3 separate regions of the Mus musculus genome follow, and regions 2 and 3 are each linked to region 1. A link is a loop called in an ENCODE intact Hi-C map of the cell type or tissue named here. Cell type or tissue: heart. All regions are shown on one strand.

Region 1 (8,000 bases):
TTGGGCATGGTGGCACATGCCTTTAATCCCATCACTTGAGAGGCAGAGCAGGTGGATCTTTATGAGTGCCAGCTTAGTGAGTTCAAGGACAGCCAGAACTATGTAGAGACCCTTTCTAAACAACAAACAAAACAAATGAAAAACCCCATACACACAAATGAAAATCAAAACAAGTAATAAAAATGACCCACTAAGACCAAAACGTGCCAAAAGAAAATGAAACAGAAGCCTCCATAATAAAAAAGCATGGAGTCTGTTCTATGTTGGCCAGCTAATCCTGAGCATGCAGCTGCCTCAGAGTGTGGTTGGCACACACAGTGACACTGATAGTTTTGCCTTTGCCAGCAGCTATCAATTGCAAATAGATTCTTGGTTAGGGGCAGGACCCTATGTCACTATTATAACACCCCCCACCTTCTTGACAGGATCTCAGGTGGCTCAGACTGTTCTCAAACTTTCTCTGTAGTTGAGGATGGCCTTGAATGCCTGGTCTTCCTCCTACCTCCCAAATGCTGAGATTACAGAGGTTTCTCTGTAGCTAAGAAGCTGATGTCTCCTTAAGTTTTACCCTTTTGGCTGAGTCCATGACAGGATAGAACTCAGCAGGTGCACCAGGCAGCTAATGAGGTTCCCTAAGGCCTGAACTCATTGAAGAGAAGCAGGGTAGAAGAAGGTCTGAGGGAAAGGCAAGCAGTGACTCAGAAGAAACTTGTACACTTCCGTATCTCCAGGGGGAAGGATGCTAAGCCCCCCACTCCCCAACACGTCAATACTTGGCAAAAGCAAAGGTCATTCAGAGAACAGAAGAAGTCATTTAGTTAATAAAGCTCATGTTTGGGTGCCAGCAAGGGGATGAGTGGGTGAAAGCATTGCCACACAGAGCCTTCCTCTGACCCACACACTCACAGATAAAAATAAAGGTTTGTGGTTTGTTTTAGTTTGTTATTGTTGTTGCTGCTGCTGCTGTTGTTGTAAGACAGCTTTCTCTATATAACCCGAGCCTTGAACTCACTTTGTAGACCAGGTTGGCTTCACAGGGATTCATCTGGCTCTGCCTCCTGAGTGCTGGGATCACTCTTTTAACCACCAAATGCTGGGATGAATTATAGGCACGTACAACTATATCAAACTAAGAAACTACAGTTTTGTTTCTGTTCCTTCTCCCAGACCCCGATCCCTTTATATTCCCTTTGCTGCATCTGGCTGGGTTACAGCATGTCTAGAAACCTCTGGGTTTCTTTTTGACTTTCACCCAAAGCCATTTTTCAGTGACCTTTTACTGGCAGATAAAACACAGATGGCTTCCACCTGGGTTTGCTCAGCTTGTGGCATCAAACAGTATGACACTTCCTGAAAAGGGAGGTTGGGGGACAAGGACAGGACTAGGAGCTTTGCCCAGCAGACTTTCTTGCCTTATTAGAGAATCTTTTAGTCCTTTTTCCCTAATCCAAGAGGCAGAAGAGGGTAGGTTTGCAATGGAGGAGCCCTGTAGAAGAAAGAATGGAGAACACAGTGCTCCATTGCCTCTCTGTTGCCTCTCAGTATCCTCGTGTTTCTATGTAAGAGGAAGGCTTTGGGGTTGGATGGTTGCTGTGGGGTCAACATCTCCATTCACTGGCTACTCACGAACCTTATTCCACACAGTGTTACCGGGACTTGGCTCTGGTGAGTCGTGATGGTATGAACATCGTCCTGAACAAGATCAACCAGCTACTTATGGAGAAGTACTTGAAGCTGCAAGATACCTGCCGTACTCAGGTGAGGCCAAAAGCAAAGAGGGGGCACTGGAGGGTCACTAGAGCATGTGCCTAGCACACACAAGGCCTAGATTCAAGCTCCAGCTCCAAACAAGAAAAGAAAACAGCTCAGAGGTGTAGGCTGGAGGTGAACCTTCTAAAGAGAGGCTGGGGAGGCAGCTCTGTTACTGTGCATCTAAACTGTGCACAATTGAGTTGGCTCCTTTTCCAAATTCACATCTCTGCTCTGAATGTCTTTTTCTCTCCTTTAGTTGGTGTGGTTGGTTCGGGAACTAGTAAAGAGTGGAGTTCTGGGAGCTGATGGCGTTTGCATGACATTTATGAAGCAGATTGCAGGTAAGCTTGCTAGCTAGAGCACTAGAAGAAAGGGAAGGAGCCCAGAGATAAGTCTAAGCAAGGGCTGAGTACCCGTGAGGAACTCAAGTGATACGGTTTGGACCCTAGTGTAGATGTCTCCTGGCCACATATGTTGCAGAAGAAAATGGATCAGAAAATCACAGGGGTCTTTGGATTAGTGAGTCTTGCCTTGGTTTCTTTCCTGCTAACTTAAGAGCTGACCAGGTTTGGTCTGTGTTAGCCACTCATCTCTCTCGAGTTGAGCAGCATGCTAGATCAGGAAGGGGGTGCAGAGAGAATCGAGTGAAGCCATTTGCTCTCTGCCTTTCTGCTTTCCCCGACTCTGCCCCTGTTCTAAACACTGGGTCGCTAGTGATTTTGGCATTTTGGAGCTAGTCTGAGGGACAGTGTCACGGAATAGTCCCTGACATTTAGGGTTTTTCTAATCTTCGAATCCGTGACATCTTTCTGAAATACTGAATATGAGAAAAGTCTGCTCAGGCCACCTCTCCTGCTTTGAGATTGTTTGCATTTTGTTTTCCTGATTAAAACAAGAAACAAAGCAAAGTATTAATAATAATAGATAAAAATGAGGCCAACTCTGTGGCTCTGCTTCACCATCAGCGTCTGGGTTCTGTTTCCTGTGGCGATAAGAACTGTACCTAAGTTCTCGTGAGTTTGGGCAAGCACTCCACCTCTGGAGTATGCCGTGTCCAGCTCCTCCCTCCCCCCCACCCCCCTTTTCTTTTTAAATAAAACAAGTCCTGCTATGTAGCCCATGCTGGCCTTACACCCACAGTCCTCCTGCGACAGCTTCTTACCTGCCTTGGCACCTGGCTGTGCTGTGCATTTTCTTCAGGATTTTCTCTTTACACTGATGTCACTGCGTCACATGTATGGCCCTAATCTTTGTGATGCAACTAGGTGAACACTAACCTTGTTTTTCACTGAGATCCAGAGCAATGTGTAGCCTTGGTGTGCTGAGTATTTATTTTTATTCTTTCTTGGCACTTTCTTAACTGTTTGACACTCTCAGCCCCATTTCTCATTCCAATATTTTTATCTGGCAACACTGCATTTTAATTCTGCTCCAGGGATTTCAGTGGCAAGATCCAAAGGCTGGTGTATAGATATCCCTTAGCCTGTCAGAATGCTGAATCCCACCCTGACTCTCAGACAGTAGACTGCAGCTGCTCTCAGCTGCCTGCATCTTTTAGGCCCTGGTTCAGATACCGCCTTTTCAGCTGGGGCGTCTAAGGTCTGTTTTTCTCAGTCATCACTTTTCAAGGACAAAGCATTACCTCTGCAGTTCTGGTGGATAGAACAATATCATCCTCTCTGGTTTGGGGGGGAGGGCAGCAGTTCTAGAACATTCTTTCTCTCTCAAGGCAAAGGGAAAATGTTTACATCCTAAAAGAGAGAACGGTTTATTCTAGCATTCAGGGCAATAGTGGTGGGAGAGTGGACCATCGGGATGACTGAAGAGATTTATTCGATTAGCTGAGTTGCTAATTAGAGCTACTGTATTCTGATTCTTCCCCCTCCCACCCCTTGAAATCAGGTGGCGATGTTACAGCCAAAAATATCTGGTTGGCAGAAAGTGTCCTGGATATCCTGACGGAGCAGAGGTAGAGTCTCCCATGAAGGGTGGGGCTGTGAGGGGTGTGAGTATGGGACATGGGAAAGAAAGGCTGGTGGCTCAGAGCACTCTGAGGCCAGGGGAAGGTGTGGCAGGCCTGATGGTGGCAGATGGAGAACTAAGGTCAAAAGATGGAGGAATGGGAAAGAAGGCGCTTGCTAAAATATCTCAGAGCCCAGAAAATCTGGTCTCATCTGATAAGGGTTTATTTTTGACCCAGACCTCCTTGGAATGTTTATGTTTGGGGGGACTGAGAGGGAAATGAGCTCAGCAGAGGGGCCAGCCAACCACACGAGCCTGGCAGGTACCATACGCTCCTCCCTCCCAGCCTCAGGCCAGCACATGCTCTTTTTTGGAATGTCACAGGGCCAATGTAGGTGACTAGGGAGCAGAGAATCCTGCTATAAAGTGACATGGGGCCACATTTGAACTTCTGGCTCCTGTTCTCCAACAAAGTGAAGGGCTGTGTGAGGGCCCTTCTAGTATGTAAATTTGCTTGTGGCTTCCCCTTGATGCTAATAGGGTCCCAGTTTCTGCATCACTTCTTTTAGTGACTCTTTCTGAGTAAAGACAACAAGTAGCCAAATGACTGAGAGGCCTAAAATTCATATTCATTTCAGATTAAAAGGATGGTTTCTTCATAATCGAGAGCTATGTTCTGCCCAGCCCTGCTCTGTAGTGCCACCTCGTGGCCTGGATCCAGTTATGCAGCTGCCCTGGGGCTGGTCATCACACTAGCAGTGGGACTTCCTAGGAGTTTCTTACTTGGCCTCTGCTTCTTTCTCTTGGTCTCTGTGTTTCTCTGCTGTCTTTGGTGAGAGGCTCTCCCTTTCATCTGCTTCTCCTCTTCATTGTGCCATCCTCATGGCACATTTGTGCCTCTGCTAGTGACCTTCCTCCAAAGTGATTTTTCTCATAATGTCCCTCGTGTCAGATTCTGTTGTAGCTGAATTTCCCATGCAGGGTCACACAGCAGCCGCATGGCTGCCTGAGCCTTCACACGTTGGGTGAAAGGGAACACCTTGGCACTGAAGCCTGTGTTCTGCTTACCACCCTGTTTTCCTAACCTCTCCCAGTATTTCAGGGATGTGGGGTAAAAGGAAGTGCATGTCCTTGGCTAGCATTTCCATTTTGTGAAAACAAAAGGACAGTACTGGGCCTAGTAGTGCATGCATATAATCCTAGCATTTGGGAGGCTGAGGCAGGGGAATTACTCTGAATTCAAGTCTAGTCTGGGCTATATAGCAAGACTCTCGTTTCAAAAAACAGCTCACACATACACAAAAGAAAAAGAAAGAAGAAAAGAAGAGGCCTTGGCCTTTTAGTTAATTAAGTAGCTTGATTACTTTTCCTGAATCAGGAAGTTGCCTGGTTATATTAATTAAACTCTTCCTCTAGCTCCCTGCCTTTCAGCAGGGGTGTCAAAGCAATTACAGCCGACTTGGCACTTAGACCCTCCCCACTGAGCCTTTACCTTTGTCCCTTTTGAAGCAGCGGGAAACAGATAATGTTTTTATCACTCTGTTTTCCACGGAAATTCTGAAACTGGGGAAATGGGCTTTGCCATCTAAAATCAGATGTCTCCCCTACACCCCCAAATCCTCCCCGATTTTGGGTTAGGGCAGGCAACTAATTATCTGAGGGTGGGGTGAATGGTTAGAACCTGGGAAAGGTTTGTGGTTTGGGGGCTGTCGTAATAAACCTGGTAGAGGCACAGCACAGCACAATGTGTTCTAAGAACTCCAGGGCCTGGAAAGGTCCTAGAAATCCCCAGAGGTCTTTGCATCATACTTAAGAGAACTACTGACCGAAAACACTTTCCATAGCTCAGCAGGAAAAATGGAGCTTACCTCTCTCCCAAGCCTAACATACACCGCTTCAGCTATGATATGCTCTGGCGGTTGAATGAGTTAACAAGCACAGCTACTTTATTGGTAGCTGTGAATGTATTTATGTTATAGGAGGCTGATTTCATTTGGTACCTACCTTAGTGAGGCATCTGTCTGGTGAGGGAAATTAGTTACCTTTACCTGTTAGTCAACTCATAGTCGGGTATAACAGCCAGAGTGAAACCCTCAGAAGCCAGAAGCCGTTCTCAGTGTGTGTCATCACAGCAGTATGAGGGTGAGGAGGTCTAGGCAAGCAGTCTGTGCAGTGTCTTCCCTTCCTGCAGGGAGTGGGTGCTGAAGAGCAGCATCCTCATTGCCATGGCTGTGTACACGTACCTCCGACTTATTGTGGACCACCATGGGACTGCCCAGCTCCAGACCCTTCGGCAGAAGGAAGTTGACTTCTGCATCTCCTTGCTTCGGGAACGGGTAAGGGAACAGGACAAACAGTATGAGGAAGTGATGCCAAGATGTGGTGTCCGTGTGGCCTTTATGCTTCTGGGCCAGAGATACCTTGTTAGGGGTGCAGGTGGTTCAGATGTGGTATTTTCATCATCCCTGGACAGCTCAGGAGCAAAGGACAGGGAACCGGAGTGGAATACCCCCTGCTCCTAGAAATGTCAGATATAATGCCACCATCCGCAGGGCTTTTCTGGTCCGTTCCAGCTTACATTGTTGTACAACAGACAGCTGCTATTGTGTGTCCACTGTTACATGAATCTCACCTCCCCCAGAAGTAATTGTTGTGTTTACTTGGGTGGTTACGAATTATTTACTATAGTTTCTCCCAAGAAAGATATTCTAACTCTAAGCTATGAGGACACTGACTACATAGGAAAAGTTAGTTAAAAGAAATATCAGATCAGAGTTCAGTAGTTAAGAACAGGTGCCGTTCTCACAGAGGACCCGGATTTGGTTCTCAGCACCTACATGGTGGCTCACAGCCATATAGAATTCCAGTTTCAGGGGACCTAGCACTCTCCTCTGGCCTCTGTAGGTATGTTGTGCACATATATACATGTGGGCAAAAACTGATACACATAAAATAAAAATCTCTCTAAAAAAAATTCAAAATGCATTCACATAATTGTATAGGCACATGTCATTAATCAGTATTTGTTTAGACCAAACAGATACAGATAATTTCTTTTATGACAAATTGTCTTTTCTGATAGACAGAATGAATTTTGGGGTAGGATATATGGATGCTCCTTCCCAGCCTCATACTTTTAGAATCAGGAGAGAGAGGGGACCTGATGGTCTAAGAGTCTGTGTGGTCCAGCTCTTCCCAGGCACCTCTATCCTTGTGATGGTCCCCAGCCTCCACCTCTCTTCCCCGAACAGTCCCTTGCTCCAGACAAATCATCTAGGGTTCCTTCATAGGACGTTTTCTTTTGTCCTCCATAGAACATGCTATTCTTTTGTCCTTCCTCCAGAAGGGGAGCAATACATGTTTTTATTCTCTCTCCTGCTCCCCATTCTCCAATCTCCCTCCTATCTAGTTCATGGAATGTTTGATGATTGGCCGGGACCTTGTAAGATTACTTCAGAATGTTGCTAGGATACCAGAATTTGAACTACTGTGGAAAGATATCATCCATAACCCTCAGGCCTTGAGTCCTCAGTTTACAGGTAAGTGAGCCCCTGGGTATGCCCTGTCCTTGTTGTCCTGATTGGATTTGAAGGGGCAGAGTTGGCCTAGGAGAGATTTTGATAGTCAGGGAAAGCTTGAGATAGGACACACTATGCCAGTTTCATCTGGGTGTGGGAATGGCAGAGGCGCAGAACAGTTCATGTAGTTTCTGGCTAGGGCCTACATGACTGGTTTCAGCTGCCACTGCTCCTAAAAAAAAAAGAAAAAATCAGACAAGGCCTCAGGATAGCTCAGTAGGTAAAACACTTGACCCCAAGCCTGATGGCCGGAATCCCGTCACCAGAGCACATGTGACACCCACTGTGACGTGTGTGCATCTACATCTATGCAGCAATAAACTAAAATAAGACATTTAAAGGACAATCGTGAGACAGAAAGATGTTGTCCTCTTCTTCCACTGTTCCTTGTCAAGGTGATGGCCAAGTCTCCAGTTTTGCTGTGGTAGACAGGGAGTCAAAGGGCAAACTAATATGGCCGAGTCAGCAGAGGGCCCAGTTGGTCCCGGAAGAGATGGGCCTCTAGGATGTAGCTCAGTGATAAAGCACCTACAGTGTCCTCAGTTTGATTTCTAGAGCTGTGGAAAAGAAAAAGAAATGGCCCTAGCCTCTTAGTCCAGAGGGTGTGTTCTTGCATGCTTGTATGTTTTCTCCTGACAGGGTTTTTCTTGTCCTTTTGACTTACCCAGAATCCTTTTGTATTTTGAACAGCAACTCTGTAGGCTTCAT
Region 2 (8,000 bases), 200 kb before region 1:
AATACAAGTACCTCCTTTAGGTTAGATATGATTCCATGTCATTCAAAGATATTGAAAATAATCCTTTAAGATGAAGAGATGAGCTGGACATGATGGTACATTACTTTAATTCCAGCACTTGAGAGGCAGATACAGACAGATCTCTGAATTTGGGGCTAGCCTGGTCTACAGAACTAGTTCCAGGGGATCCAGGTCTGCACAGAGAAACCCTAACTCAAACAAACGAAAGATAAATCATATTCATGGGTTTCAAGGGTCAACATTCTCTATAAGTCACCCTACAAAATCAAAGCAATGCCAATCAAATTCTAAAAAGTTTTATTGTGGAACATCTCACACTGAAGTATTTTTTTTTAAGATTTATTTAGTTAATATATATGAGTACACTGTAGCTGTCTTCAGACACACCAGAAGAGGGCATCAGATCCCATTACAGATGGTTGTGAGCCACCATGTAGTTGCTGGGAATTGAACTCTAGACCTCTGGAAGAACAATCAGTGCTCTTAACCACTGAGCCATCTGTCCAGCCCCTGAAGTATATTTTTTTTAATATTTATTTACTTGAGGGAGGGTATTTGTTCAGGTTTTATTTTATTTTATTTTGAGACAAGGTCTTCTTTTTTTTTCTGTAAAAAAATATCTTTTTAATTACCAGTAATTGGGGGACCTAAGATTTCCCAATGATGATTTTGTGTTACTTCTTTTTTTTTTTTGATTAATTAGGTATTTTCTTCTTTTACATTTCCAATGCTACCCCATAAGTCCCCCAAACCTTCCCCCGACACACACACTCCCACTTCTTGGCCCTGGTGTTCCCCTGTACTGAGGCATATAAAGTTTGCAAGACCAATGGGCCTCTCTTCCCAATGATGGCTGACTAGGCCACCTTCTGATACATATGCAGCTAGAGACACGAGCTCCGGGGTACTGGTTAGTTCATATTGTTGTTCCACCTATAGGGTTGCAGACCCCTTCAGCTCCTTGGGTACTTTCTCTAGCTCCTCCATTGGGGGCCCTGTGATCCATCCAATAGCTAACTGTGAGCCTCCACTTACATGTTAGCTAGGCCCCAGCATAGCCTCGCAAGAAACAGCTATATCAGGGTCCTTTCAGCAACATCTTGCTAGTGTGTGCAATGGTGTCAGCGTTTGGGGGCTGATTATGGGATGGTCTTCTTAAGTAACCTTGGCTAGCAAGGAACTCATACAGTTCTGCCTGCCTTTAGCTCCAGAGTGCTAGAATTAAAAGTCTGTGGTACCATGCCTGAATTAATCATTTTATGTTATGTATATTGGTGGTTTGTTTGCATGTATGTAAGCGTACCATATGCAAGCCATGCCCATGGAGAAGGCATTTTTCTTAATAAATGATTGATGTGGAAGGGCCCAGCCCACAGAGGTGGAGCTGCCACCCCTGGGCTGGTGGTTCTGGGTTCTATAAGAAAACAGGCTAAGTAAGCCGTGGGAAGCAAGCCAGTAACCAGCACCCCTCCACCACCTCTCCATCAGCTTTTTGCCTCCAGGTTCCTGCCCTGTTGGAGTTCCTGACTTGACTTTCTTCAGTGATGACCTACTATGTAGAAGTATAAGCCAAATAAACCTTTTCCTCCACAACTTGGCCATGGTGTTTCCCCACAGCAACAGTAACCTTAGGACTGTACACTAATGAGATGCCCAGTAGCCCAAGATAAGATGGAGTTGGTCATCAGAAAGACCCGGATGCTCATAATTAACACTTTCATCCTCACATGTCAACCTCCAGGGCTGAAGGCAAACTTGGTCAATGGCTAGGGATGTAATCAATCATGCTTCCTAACGAAGCTTCCATCAATAACCTGAAAGGATCCGGCTCAAGCCAGCTATAGTGTCATGCACCTGTTCTCCCAGCACTCAGCAGTGAGAGGGAAGAGGATCAGGAATTCAAAACGTGCCTCAACCACAAAGCAAGATCAAGGCCTCTGGGACTACATGAGCCTGTATAAAGTAAAATGAATAAGAGGGCTCAGATAGCAGAATATGTAAAGGTTCCTTGAGTGTAAAGTGCTCAGAAAAGGCAGGAGAGTCCTTTACTCCTCACATGCCTGGCCTTGGGCATCTTTATCATCTGGCTGCTAATCTGCTTCCTTCATTAGATCCCTGATGAACCAGTACACCAATGTCTGCCTGGCTCATTGACCCACTCTAGAAAAAGTAATCAACCATATATCTGTTATAGTATCTTTTAAAGATATTTTTTAATTAGATGTATATATGTTTTGGAAAAAATAAAATGTGCAACTGAGTGCACATGGCTGCAGTGACCAGAAGAGGGCACCAGATATTTCTCTTGGATCTGGAGTTCAGGCTGCCCCACGTGGGAACTGTAAACAGTTTCAGTTCCCTGCTGAGCTAACTCTCTAACCCTATTTCTCTCTTTTTTTTTTTTAATTGTATTACATTTATTCATTTCTGTGTGCATATGCATGTGTGCACACATATATAGGCACACATGCCACAGCATGTATGTGGAAGTCAGAGACAACCTACAGGAATTAGTTCTCCCTGTTCACCATGTGGGTCCTAGGGATTAAATTCAGGTCAGCAGGCTTAACACCCGATGTTTTTACCCACTGACTCACCTCAGCAAAATGGTCAGGGGTTGGTTTTTTTGGTTTATTTGGTTGGTTGGTCTTTTGGGGTTTTGTTGTTGTTGTTGTTGTTGTTGTTTTTAGTTTTGTTTGTTTGTGGTTTGGTTTTTTGAGACAAGGTTTCTCTGTGTAGCCCTCGCTGTCCTGGAACTTACTCTGTAGACCAGGCTGGCCTCAAAATCAGGGATCCACCTGCCTCTATCTCCCAACTGCTAGGATTAAAGACATGTGCCTCAATATTTGTTTCTTTGACAAATATTGTTTTGGTTTGCAATTTTTATATTTTTGGTGTAGTCTATAAGCTGTTTGTACATTCTTGATATTTAATTAAAACATTTAAGAGACAGGCATGAAGAAGAAAGAGTGACATTAAATCCTGAAGCAGCAGAGGAAAGCATTGATGAGCTGGCCTGGGTCAGAAGAGTTCATTCCCTCCAAGAACTTCTACTGTCCCTCCTTGGTGGACAACCTGCAACTCTAGCCTTTAGTAACCCACACTACACATAATTCTTTGGGAGATGAGGCCACAGTAACTGTAGTAACACCCTGTACAAATGCAAGTACTGTGGAACACAGACACTGTGGGAAGTGGTGCTGGTGTTCTTGACAGTTTCTGATATCCATGGCAGAGGACAGATAATACATCCCAAGTCAGTCCCATGCCAACAGCCAACCTGGGAGACCACCCAGTTTATGGACCCAGTTGCCACTGTTCCAACCTCCCATGTGTAAGGGTAACTAGATGATAGGGTTAGTGCTACTTAGGCAGGGCAAAGAAAGAATAGAGCTGACTACAGGAAAAGGGAGAGCAGGACCATGCCCTCTGCCCAGCCTCTGGGTATAGTCTTCGGCCATGTACAGGGAAGGAATCCACTACAAAGTCCCCAGCTCCAACCCTCTCCTGGGGACCTAGACGATGCTCAAAAGCCAACCTGAAATCTTTTGGACTAATGAAAGAAGTCAGTCTACACCTGACCACACCCAATTCCACTCCTTGCCTTCTGCCCCCACCAAAATTTCCAGTCAATGGCCCTTTACGTCTCAGTTTTAAACTATACCCCCAACACAGGCAAATGTTTTGCTACTCATTTTATCTCACTTTGTTTTGTTTTGTTCCTTTTTTCAAAGCTTCCCCCTACCACCCACCCCACCCCACCCCACCCCACCACCCACCTCACTTTTTCATTAAGACTGGGTCTCAGTATACAGCCCTGATTGGCCTGCATTTCTCTGTGTAGACCAGGCTAGCCCCAAACTCAACAGAGATCCATTTGCCTGCCTCCTGAGTGCTGGCATTAAAGAAGTGCACCATCATGCCCAGGGAGGTGAAGTTTTATTTAGCAGATGAGCTCTGCACCTTCATCTCCTCTCTAGCCTTGTGATCCTGATACACAGCAAAGCCTGCCTGCCGGCCTCCTAAGGGACCAAGCATCTCCTTCCACCACCAGGCCCTGTACCTAAAAGAAAAAAAAATTCCCCCTTGCCCTCCAAGAGCCTAGATGATTGTCTGACCATCTAACCACAGAAAGAGGAGGGCAGGATGGGACTGGATTCCACCTGTCTTTAACAAAACTTTCCCTCCCTTGACTTGCTTATCATAGATGTACCTCGGATGAAGTAGGGTTGATTGCTGAGAACTAAACGATGGCTCGACTCTTACATTCCCTGAATAGCTAATTCCAACCCCCTCTCACAGCCCAGACCTCTTAAGCTTTGGCTCCCATCCACGGTGCCGCTGGTGCTCCTTCCACAAGGCTCAGAAAATTAACTGACTTTCTTCCTATGCCCACCTGCCAGGCTCCTCCCCCCACCCCCCACTCCTTCTTGACACGCCCCACCACCACCACCAACCGCAGCCTCCCTACCAGTAACCTGCTCTCTGTCCACAAGAGGGCGATCCCTCCACACCCCAAAGTATCAACAACTGGGTGTGGTGTACTTTTCCAGAGCCACTGAATAGAGCCTATACTGAACAGCATGGAATGGGGGTGGCCCACCCGGGGACCCTCTGGCTGTCCAACAACGTGGTAAGACCAGGACACTGCTGGAGAAGAAAGGTTTTTAAGAAATACAGCTGTTGCTGTTTATTTGCCCCACCCAGAGCATGGGAAGACCATTTAACGTCTTAAGTGGATTGGAGAAGGGGTGGGTAGTAAGAAGTGAAAACAGCTATGGTCTCCACATGAAGTCCAGATCTTTGCCCTTCGGGGCTTGGCCAGGATGTTGTCCAACTTGGGTTAGGCCTTCCCTGGAGGAATAGCAACAAATGCTGTCTCCATGACACCCAGACACATCACACACAGCTTCCCCCACACCTATGATTTAACTGTACACAATAGACAGTTACTCCGTTGGCCATCTACTCTGATAGGGATTGAGGGTTCAACTACGTTCCAGGGAAGTAGCCCCATGAGTCATTCTGCAGGGACAGGCTGGGTCAATATTGACAGAAAGGCCTGATGCCGCATCTGGCATGTCTCGGGACCCCAGCCCTGCCCTGTTTGCGAGCACCTCGTGAGTCACATGTGCGTGGAGCTGCCAGCTCCTTAGCTCAACAAAAAGGACCCCATACCTGACACTAGGGACCGTCTCCTACAGTCTCCTCCACCTCCAACTGGAACACAGGCAGCTACGGAAAACTCAGTCATCCTGTGTCCCTCCCTGCTCACCTCAGATGTGCCTCTCCCCACGCCTCCCTCATATAACACACAAACACACAGTGAAAAGGTGGATTGCCCAACGTCAGGGCCCACCTAGTACTCCCTGTTTCACCACACCCAGACCAAAGTGTGTCTGCCAGGAGACTGCTGGGACTACTGCAGACCTGCCTCTAAAGGCCACTTTCTCCTGAAGGTCACTTGATTGAGCCTTTGTTTAGAGTGGCTTTGCCTAGAGGGGCCTCCTCTTCTAATACCCATAAAGATTCCTGGTCAGCTGGCAGACCTGGCCTGGTGGGCCAATGAGCTACTACTCCCAGAGTTTAACTGTGACTAAGACCACTGGATGGTGGGTCCAGCAGCAAGGCAGGAAGCAACTGGAAATCAGTGGGAAGCCAGAACACATGAGTAGGCATAACAAAAACGAAATATTTATTGTATAACTACCCACCACTGGATTTGACCGAGAGAGGCCCCCGGAAGTCATCTCAACGGTCCCATTTTATTTCAGAGCTTCATTGTAGATCAAAGCCAAGGCCCCCAGGAAGGCGACATACTCCTGGAAGTTTACTTCCTGATCCTTGTTACGGTCCAGATCATCCATCAGCCTTGCAATTTCAGCATCCTGCAGCTTCTAATACATTAAGAAGGAGAAGTCCACACTCAGTGGTGGCCAACACCCTAGATTCCTTACCCCTTCCCTGGAAGTCCTCTCTCAAACAAGTGCTCGTTGGGACCAAAGATGGGCCTTCAGCTTGGGTTTACCTTGATTTACTCTCCTCAGCCCCTGCTCCTCCCTCAGGGGACAGGGCAGCATGGAGGCATACGAGCATCCCTCCACAGGAAGTAAGATCAGGAACTGTGATTAAATGCCACTCAGATGAGAGGCAGGAGGGGGAACCGGGACAGGGGCTACTCACGGAGCCAATGGTGAGCTCCTTCTGGATCAACTCCTTCAGCTCCTTCTTGCTCAGGGTGTGCTTGTCACCTTCCTTGCCAGAGTACTTGTGGAAGATGGCCACGAGAAGGCCAATGGCCTGATCCAGAGGGCATGCCATGACTGATCACTGGGCTAGAAGAAGCTGTTTGACAGAGGGGCTAGTCAGTGCTGCTGATAGCAGAGAGTTCTCTCACCACCCCCCTGCCTGAGGCAGTCAGTCTCAAGCCAACACAGGTGGCAGCCGGGGCAACTTAGGTGAGGGATATAAGAATGGAAGGGGCTTTGGGATCTGTGAGCACTGTCCTCCAGGGCTTCCAAGAGAACTAGGGCATATGACTGAGCAAGGAAGAGAATGGAGAGTGCCCCTGGGCACCTCCTGACATAGCCACACACTGGGACGATGACACACCCAGGGCAAACCCTCCTGCACCCCAGAAGAGCAGACTCAGGTTGCCGCCCCATAGGGATGCATTAGCCTCTGGGTTTGCCTGATACAACCCACCTAATCATGGCTCTCCCTGCCTCCCTGGGCTCCGAAAACTTGGATCCCAATGCATTCCACCCACTGAGCCTGCAGAGGCTGACGGGGGAAGGAAGTGGCTTAACCCCTTGCCCAGGAGCAGAAAGACCCTAGAGGGACCCCCCAGCGAGAGCTCACCGCACGGTCGACAGCGAAGCGCCAAAGGAGTGGTCGAGGGGATGGAATGTGTCGCAGTCTGGCCGGCCTTATAGTGGCCAGCATCCGTGAGGTCCGCCCAGGGAGTGCTGGCACGCCCCGACCCCACCCAGCGCCTGAGGCAAGGCAAACGAACATCCCAGCCCCCTCAACTTTCCACGCCCCTGTTGCCTGGACTGTCCAGGATTAGGAGCGGAATGAGGGAGTTTAGCGGGCCCTAACGGGCCCAAAGGAGACCAGTGCAAGCCAGAGGCATCAAGTTTTCTCTAATTCCGTGTTTAGTTTTCCCTTCTGGCACGTGACTCGAAACTCTGGCTTGTGTGCTGAACCTTCTGCCAGCCCGAGAGCAGTGTCCTTAAAGTTAGCATCAGTGTGAGGGGGACTGGGAACCACACTGATGCTGTTGCCCTCTAGTGGCAAGGTCCCCAAGTGAGGGAGGGGAAGCAGTCTGTCTACCACATCCTCTAAGAAATGGTTCTCACTCAACCTGACTAATGCTGCGGCCCTTTAATACTGTTCTTCAAGTTGTGGTGGTCCCCCAATCATAAAGTTATTCTCGTTTCTACTTCATAGCTATAATTTTGCTACTGTTATGAATCTTAATGTGTATATCTGTGTTTTCAGATGGTCTTAGGCAATTCCTGTGAAAGGGGTCTCAACCCACAGGTTGAGAACCACTGGTCTAAATCTTGATATATAGCTAAAGACGTTGATCCCAAAAGGTAGAATTTTGAGCCTTGTATCAAAGGGGGCATGGGGAAAGAACACAGTCTAAAAGATTTTAAACAGCATCCCCCACCAACCATAAATTTCTAGCAACATCACTCGCCTCCTCCCACTCACTGCCTGGATTTTCATCCTTAGAGCAGCTTATGCATGAATGTGCACATAGTAGAGCCAAGCCCAGCGAGCATTCTCAGTTACTCATCTCAAGTGAAAAGTTTTGAACATTTTCTCCTGGGGTGGGGGGGGGTAATGGGGAGGAGTCTTGAGAAGAGGAAGTTGGTAGGGTGTGGGGAGGGATTAGCATCCTGAAGTCACTCTTCAGTGAGTAATGGGAGGGGTGTTCCTGGAAGGGAGAGGAGAAGGGCTCCTGGGGT
Region 3 (8,000 bases), 300 kb before region 1:
ATCCATCAGAGAACTCCTACAACTGATAAAGACTTCAGCAACGTGGCTGGATATAAAATTAACTCAAACAAATCAATAGCCTTCCTATATTCAAAGGATAAATGAGCTGAGAAAGAAATTAGGGAAATGGCACCCTCACAACAGTCACAAACAATATAAAATATCTAAGTGTGACTCTAACCAAGCAAGTGAAAGATCTGTACAATAAGAACTTCAAGTCACTGAAGAAAGAAATCAAAGAAGACCTCAGAAGATGGAAAGATCTCTCATGTTCATAGATCAGCAGGATTAACATAGTAAAAATGGCCATCTTACCAAAAGCATTCTACAGATTCAATGCAATCCCCAAAATTCCAACTTAGAGATAGAAAGAGCAATTCTCAAATTCATCTTGAATAACAAAAAACTCAGAATAGCATAAACTATTCTCAACAATAAGAGAATGTTTGGGAGAATCACTATCCCTGGCCTCAAGCTGTACTACAGAGCAGTAGTGATTTTAAAAAAAAAAAAAAAAGGGGGGGGGGGGTATTGGTACAGAAAATATAATTGAAGACCCAGGATTAAACCCACACACCTGATCTTTGGCAAAGAAGGCAAAACTATCCAGTGGGGAAAAAAAGACAGCATTTTCAACAACTGGTGCTGGTTCAAGTGTCAGTCGGCATGTAGAAGAATGCAAATTGATCCATTATTGTCTCCAAAGATAAGAGACAAAGGTCAAGTCCAAGAGGATGAAAGACCTCCTTATAAAACCAGATACATTGAATCTAGCAGAAGAGAAAGTAGGGAAGAGCTTCGAACACCTTGGCACAGGGGAAATTTTCCTAAACAATACCAATGGCTCAGGATCTAAGATCAACTATTGACAAATGAGATCTCATAAAAGTGAAAAGCTTCTGTAAGGCAAAGAACACTGTCAACAGGACAAAATGGCAACCTACAGATTGGGAAAAGATGTTTACCGACCCTACATCTAATAGAGGGCTAACATCCAATATATAGAAGAACTCAAGAAGTTAGATTCTGAAGAATCAAATAACCCTATTAAAATTGGGGTACAGAGCTAAACAAAAATATTCTCAATTGAGGAATCTCACATGGCTGAGAAGCACCTAAAGAAATGTTCAACATCCTTAGTCACAGGGAAATGCAAATCAAAACAACCCTAAGATTCCACCTCACACCAATCAGAATGGCTAAGATCAAAATCTCAGGTGACAGCACATGCTGGTGAGGATGTGGAGAAAGAGGAACACTCCTCCATTGCTGGTAGGATTTCAAGCTGGTACAACCACTCTGGAAATCAGTCTGGTGGTTACTCAAAAAATTGGACATAGTACTACCTGAGGACCCAGCTATACCACTCCTGGGCATGGGGGAGAGGGGAGAGGTACAGAAGGTCAGGAAATTGAATGGAGGTATGTAGCAATGGGGGATGGGGAACTGGGGTTAGCCATGAGAAAGCCCCAGATTCCAAGGAAGCAAGACATTCCCAGGACCCAAAGTGGATGACATTAGCTAAAATACCCAACAAAGGGGAGGTAGAACCTGTAGAGACCATATCCAGTGGTTAGGCATGGCCCTCATTGAAGGATGGGGTCATCCACCCATTTCAAAAATTTTAACCCAGAATTGCTCCGGTCTGAAGGAAATGCAGGGACAAAGAGTGGAGCAGAGACTGCCCCACCTAGGTATCCATCCCATCTGCAGACACCAAACCCAAACACTATTGCTGATACTAAGAAATGCTTGCTGACAGGAGCTTGGTATATCTGTCCCCTGAGAGGCTCTGCCAGAGCCTGACCAATATAGATGCAGATGCTTGCAGCCAACCATCGGACTGAGCACAAGGACCCCAATGGAGGAATTAGGGGAAGGACTGAAGGAGTTGAAGGGGTTTGCAACCCCATAGGAAGAACAACAATATCAATCAACTATATCCCCCAGCGCTCCCAGGGACTAAACCACAACTAAAGAGTACACATGGAGGGACCCATGGCTCCAGCTGCGTGTGTAACAGGATTGACTTATCTGGCATCAATGGGAGGGGAGGCCCTTGGTCCTGTGGAGCTCAATGCCCCTGCGTAGGGGAATGCCAGTGAGCTGAGGTGGGAGTGGTTGGGAGAGGGGAGCTCCCTCATAGGCGCAGGAGGGAGGGGAGGGGGATAGGAGTTTGCAGAGGGGAAACCGGGAAGGGGGATAACGTTTGAAATGTAAATAAATAAAATAACGAATAAAAAATAAATTTTAATTTAAAAAAAAGGAAAACTAAAAGAAATGAAATTTGGAGAAAAAAACTCAGGGACTGGACAGGGGAGTAACTGGAAGGGAAGGAATAAGGGGCGCATTTGATGGAAACACCTGTGCACACTTGAATACTAAATAAAATATTAAGTTGTAAAAAGAATTATCCTCAAACTTCTCCTACCTTGAATTTTTAAAAAGGACTCACTTCCTTTTTTAACTTTTTACTGATATTTCTTGAGTTTCAAATCATGCGCCCCAATCCCACTCATCTCCCTCTTCCTTTGTATACACCCTCTGCACTCGCAACTTCCCCCTGAAGAGAAAATAAAAAACAAACATTTTAAAAAATAAACAAAACAAAACATAGAATACATCTCATGGTAGAAGCTGTAGTATGCCATATGGTATTCCCTTTGTCCACACATCTTTCCTTGCAAATGTGCATTGCAATGTCATTGCAACGCCTCTCGCTTTTGCTACACTATCAAAACTGAATCCTCACAAGGACTCCTTTCAGATATCCTGTATTTTCCCTGTGTCAGGAGATCCTGCAGCTTTTATTCTGCAGGACTGGCCCCTTCACGTGCTCCAGCAGTTCATAAATGAGGTAGATGTTGGGGTGGGCCAACTCAAAGCCCTGGATCTGGACCTGCTTGTTAGCTGAGTTGGTTAGCCTGCCTGCTCTTCCACACTTGCACCACCAGGGCGAGCTCTTCAGCACTGCTCCAGCTAACTCACCCAATGTTGCAGCCAGCAGGGGGCAGTGTGAGCTCTCTTTCTCTCATGCTCTTGAGAGCCACCAGAATCAGCTCTACTGTGCTGCTGGTCGAGGTGCAGGGCTCATTCTCCAAGCGTTTCAGCCGTTGAGAGGCTGGGCTAGCTCTCCAGTTCTCACATCCTCCGGGCTGGCTTACCCAACTGCCTCAGGTGGTAAGGGAGAAGGAGGGCATCTTCCCCGCACCCACACAACCTCACAACAGATGAGAAGCAGGGCCACGTATCCTGCACTGTGCTGCCCAAGAGAATTGAAGCTCTCAAGCATTGTAGCTAGTAAGGGGCAGGACCAGCTCTCCTGCTCTTATGACCCTGGTGCCAAACTACCGCAGGTGGCAAAGGGTGAGTGGGGAAGAGTAGCACCCCCATGCCCACACCACCTCACTGCAGGTGACTGGCAGGGGCCAGCTCTCCCCTGTCACACCCTCAGGACTAGCTCACCCAGATTCCTACCTCCATAGCCAGCTCTATTATGCTGCCCAGACGCAGTGCAGAGCCTGTAGTGGTCACTTCTTTGGGAAAACACCAAATGGCCAATAGGAGGCTATGCAGCTTCCGCAGATTTAGCAGCAGACTTGAGACCCACGTTCATGCTTGAGAACACAGGGCTCATGGAGGTAAAGCCAAAGGCAAGGAATGGATTTCCATCACCAACTGAGCTGCCTGGTTAAGGACATGAAGATCAAGACCCTGGGAGGTGATCCACCTGTTCTTCCTGACCATCAGGGAATCTGAGATTATTGACTTTTTCCTGGGCACATCCCTAAAGGCTGAAGTTCTAAAGATCGTGTTGGTGTGGGAGCAGACTCAGGCTGACCAATCAACCAGATTCAAGGCTCTGACTGCAACTGGAGACTACAATGGTCACTTTGGTCTTGGTGCTAAATCCTCCAAAGAAGTAGCCATTGCCATCAGAGGGACCATCATCTTGGCCATCATCCCAGGGCAGAGAAGTTACTGAGGGAATAGGGTTGACGAACACTACACTGTTCCATTCGAGGTGACCGGTAGCTGTGGCTTGTGATGGCACATCTCATCCTTTCCCTAAGAGGCACTGGCATCATCTCTACTCCTGTGCCCAAGAAGTTGCTGCTGAACACCAGTATTGATGACTGTTCCACATCATCCAGGGGCTTCACTACCACCCTAGGCAACTTTGCCAAAGCCATCTTCAGTGCCATCTTCCAAGACCTACAGCAACTTAACCCTACCCCCACCCCCAACCTCTGCACAGAGGCTGTGTTCACCAAGTCTCCTTATCGGGAATTCATTGACCATCTTGTGAAAATCCACCACAGAGACTCCCTTAAAAGAACCCAGTCTCCAACTGTGGCTACCACATACAGGAGCATATACAACAAAAATAAAGTAAATTAATTAAGGCTAAAAAAATTAAATGTAAAATTTTTAAAATTAGAGTCCAAAAGACTGCCGAAGCTGTCATGACATAGACAGGCCATAAGGTGGCAGCATATGCATTCTGATAATCCTGATGTCACCTTCTACCCAACAGGAATCTCCCTCACAGTCTAATCCCTCGTCTTCCCTGATGTGTCCTGTGTTGCACAACTTCTTAATTGTAGAAAATAACCTTCTAAAATACATTCTATCAAAACCAACACAGTCTTCGTTGTGTTTAGCCAATGTTTATCTGTCTCCTGCAGGCAAAACTTATCTAGTGATGAGTTAGCAGGTTAATAATGCAGTAAGGGAGACAGACCGAAAAAGCCAATAATTATAATGTCCACAGTGTGCTGATTGGAAAAGCCTGTTATTTTCTACAAAGGGTTGTAGACTTCAAGGAGATGCCTGAGGTGGAGCCAGGCAACAGGAAGCTCCTGAGATATAACACCTCCAAGTCTTGGGATAAGGTCTGGAGTTTCAGTGGGAAGTGAAATGAAGGCAACAGTTTATTCAGCAACATCCAGGGGAGGTGGAAGGACTGGAGAACTGTAGCCAGGGACAAGAAAGGGACAAGCAGCTTTCTCAGCTTGGAATGTCAAGTTTCCTGGCAATCAGAGATTCTGAGCAGAGATGCCCAGGTAGGAATGAGAGAAATGTGCAGACTTAACAAAGCTTATGAATGAGAGTTCAGAAGCCAGGTAGCTGAAGAGCCCTTGCATGGATATGGGAGTAGCCCAAAGTGCAGGCAGGGCTGAAGGTGGCCTTCAGGGTGGCTAATCATCAAGACTTTGTGTGGACCCAGAGATTGCAGAATAGTCTATAGTTCCTTACCTACCACCTGGGAGCTCTTTGGATTTGAACTTCCTGGCACCCTTGTCTCAAACTGTTCATTCTGGGTCAGTGTACAATAGGATGTCTCTCAGGAGCTATCTGTGGCTACCTACAGACAGGCAGGGTGGTGTTGGGCCTGAAGGGCAACTTTGGTGAGGGGGATACTAACTTCCTCTACAGAAGAAAACAATAAGTAAACCAGAAGTCACCAAAGGCCCTGGAGCACCCCCCCCCCAAGTCCTTCTGGACTACATCCAATCTGCCCACACGGCTAGAACTCCCATTTCCTTCTCCAGGGTCTAGAACAGGGAGTTTCCCTGACCCTCCTATCCATGCCTTCTCCCCAACCAGCTATATGTAGCCCAGACTCCATAGCCAGTATTCTGATCTAGTTTGACCTCCACTATCTATGCCACAACTGATCTCTAGAATTCTGCTAGGACCTGCCTTACCTATTTTCCTATGCCCAAGCTCTTCCCATGCTACATCAAACCCTTCCACCCATCCAGATCTACGCCAGCACCCCAGACTTGGACTTAGTAGGTACATCCTGTACACCAGTCATCTGTCCACCTAACTTCATTTCATCCGAGCCATTTCCAACCTCTTGGTTCAACCTGTCCAAATATCATCTCTTCTGCCCCAACCTGATCTGTCCATATTAGACTTAGAACTAACAAAAGAAGTCTATGTATCCAGATCTTGCCAAGTCCAGCATGGCCTTGGTGGGGACATATTGACATGGTTCCTGCCCTGGGACAGGTCCAGCAGACATAGGCCTCCAAGAGTGTCGATTGCTGCTGTGGGTATAAAGTTTATTTGTATAATGTACATATTTTACATTCCTCCTTTAAGGAACATCCTCCCTGTTAATGACTCTTTGATAATTAGATAACATGGAGTCCGGGAGGCAAAGGTATGGGTAATGAATCAGCAAAATGGTAAACACTGGGACCTTCAGGACAGCCCTCAAGACTGGGGAAGAAATCTAAACACAAAAATGTATGATTTCTCAAATATGCAGGAAACCCAACTTAAGTTTACTTGGTTTATGTTTACAAAAACAGACAAATTCCTAAGTTCAGGAATTTGAGGAGCCTGTGACAGAGCAAGGTTAGGCCCAGGTGTGGTAGAAATGGTACTTTCAGGTCAGGGTCCCACCCAACCAGCTTAGCATCTATGCTTCACAGAGGCAGGCAGGTCTCTCTGAATTCTTTTGCAATGTTAAAAGAAAATGTGTGCTTACTGTATCCTAAGAATTAAGGGGCTGGGTTCACAGGATGTTGAATCATAGGGCAATCAAAAGGGAATCTGGAATAAATAACTGAAGTGATATGTAAAGAGAAAACTAGACTTTGGTCTGCATGCAATGAGCTAGCAGAAAGCAATAGCAGCTCTTCTTTAGAACTTTCTCTGTTGAGAGCCGAGCTGTCTGGAGATCTGCAGAGAGCTTAAAACAGCTCTTCAAGAATTTTTTGACTTGGTTGGAAGATCCAATGATTTTTTTTTACAGCAGCTTTTCTGACTTTGGTCAGAAAATCCATGAGCTATCCAGATAGCTTTTAGAATTTTTACTAGCAGAGAGAGCTGTCTCAACCAGAAAGTTTTGAGAATAGCAAGAAAAAGCCGTCTAGAGCAGAGCAGAACACACAGAGAGAAAGTAGTCTGGAAAGCCACCTCAGCAGAACCTAGGCTGCAAGCTTGAACCCATGGTTTGACTTCGAGTCATTTGTTTTCACTGCTCCCAGACACCCCTTCTCTCAGATCCCCTCTCCACGCTAAGGGTGGTCATTGGCAAAATCTGATTACAAAAATACCAACAATGTGAAACATCAAGGTAGCATCCTCTCTCCAGCATCTACTAGTCCTGTAGAAATGTTTACCAATGAGAATTACCTACATGTATGCCAAGACACAGAATTTTTTTTAAATAATCATAATCTTCATCAAAGAATTCAAGAAGTTTAAAGAAGAAAGGAAGAAAGAGCTCAGTGGAATTGAGAAAGAGCCTAGGGAGAATGAGAACCTGAGTGATGCCCAAGAAGACACAAATATGAAGCAGAGGGGGGTGATAAGCACAGGCAGGACTTAAGAATGATAAGATGAGAACTCAAGCTGAAATAAAGATGGAAAATCTTAATAACTCAACCAGAAAACTCAAAGGAAAACTTTCTAAGTCTAATGAATCAGGCAGAAGATAAAATATCAGGACTCAAAAATAAAGTAGAGGACCTAGACGAAATAAGCAAGGAATATAAAGAAAAAATTAAACACAGGGAAAGAAACATATAGGAAATGCAGGATGCCATGAAAAAACAAATCTTCAAACTACAGCTGAAGAATCCCAAGTCAGTGTCATAGATCAAAATCTTCAACAAGCTCATAGAAGACCTCTTTCCCAAACTAAGGAAAAGCACATCGTACAGATACAGGAAGCCAACAGAACACCAAATAGACACCACCAGAAAAGTAAATCCCATGATGTATCATAGTTAAAGCATTAAGTATACATAACAAGGTGTATCAAAAGCTGCAAGAAAAAAGAAGTCATGTATAAAGGAAAACCCATCAGAATGGCAGCTGATTTCCCAATGGAAATTTTGAAAGCCAAAAGAACCTGGGACAATGCATTCTAAGCCCTAAGAGATTATGACAGCCAGTATAGTAATATACCCAGCAAAACTCTCTGCCTATAGTAATATACCCAGCAAAACTCTCTGCCATGAGAAAGGAAAAAGAAA

What was found. A loop is a pair of places that touch in the nucleus more often than their neighbours do. Peaks named below come from ENCODE experiments on the same cell type or tissue, not always from the same donor. Only the 100,000 strongest peaks of a DNase experiment are listed, where the experiment ranks them.
Region 2: it touches region 1 in a loop (2.5-fold over the local background); 6 of 42 quality-filtered maps call a loop at or near these places.
Region 3: it touches region 1 in a loop (4-fold over the local background); 5 of 42 quality-filtered maps call a loop at or near these places.

The regions. Positions count from the first base shown.
Region 1 is chr3:90,409,251-90,417,250 of GRCm38, reverse strand. It overlaps Ints3 (integrator complex subunit 3), which reads left to right. Exons shown (of 30, transcript NM_145540.3): 4 at 1,645-1,758; 5 at 2,009-2,093; 6 at 3,655-3,721; 7 at 5,906-6,050; 8 at 7,124-7,253. Among named protein-coding and RNA genes, the nearest start is that of Ints3, 20 kb to the left of the region's middle. In heart, no CTCF peak of the experiment used is centred here; a DNase peak (open chromatin) is centred at 4,430.
Region 2 is chr3:90,612,109-90,620,108 of GRCm38, reverse strand. S100a6 (S100 calcium binding protein A6 (calcyclin)) reads right to left here and starts at 7,215. Exons shown (of 3, transcript NM_011313.2): 1 at 6,883-7,215; 2 at 6,205-6,366; 3 at 5,695-5,918. The coding sequence starts at 6,342. The coding sequence ends at 5,787. In heart, CTCF peaks have their summits at 2,279 (motif pointing right), 4,309, 4,521 (motif pointing right) and 7,319 (motif pointing left); DNase peaks (open chromatin) are centred at 4,528, 5,448, 6,448, 7,008 and 4 weaker places; H3K4me3 peaks cover 876 bases; H3K27ac peaks cover 520 bases; H3K27me3 peaks cover 529 bases.
Region 3 is chr3:90,705,246-90,713,245 of GRCm38, reverse strand. No RefSeq gene overlaps it. Among named protein-coding and RNA genes, the nearest start is that of S100a9, 14 kb to the right of the region's middle. In heart, a CTCF peak has its summit at 4,476 (motif pointing right); a DNase peak (open chromatin) is centred at 2,995.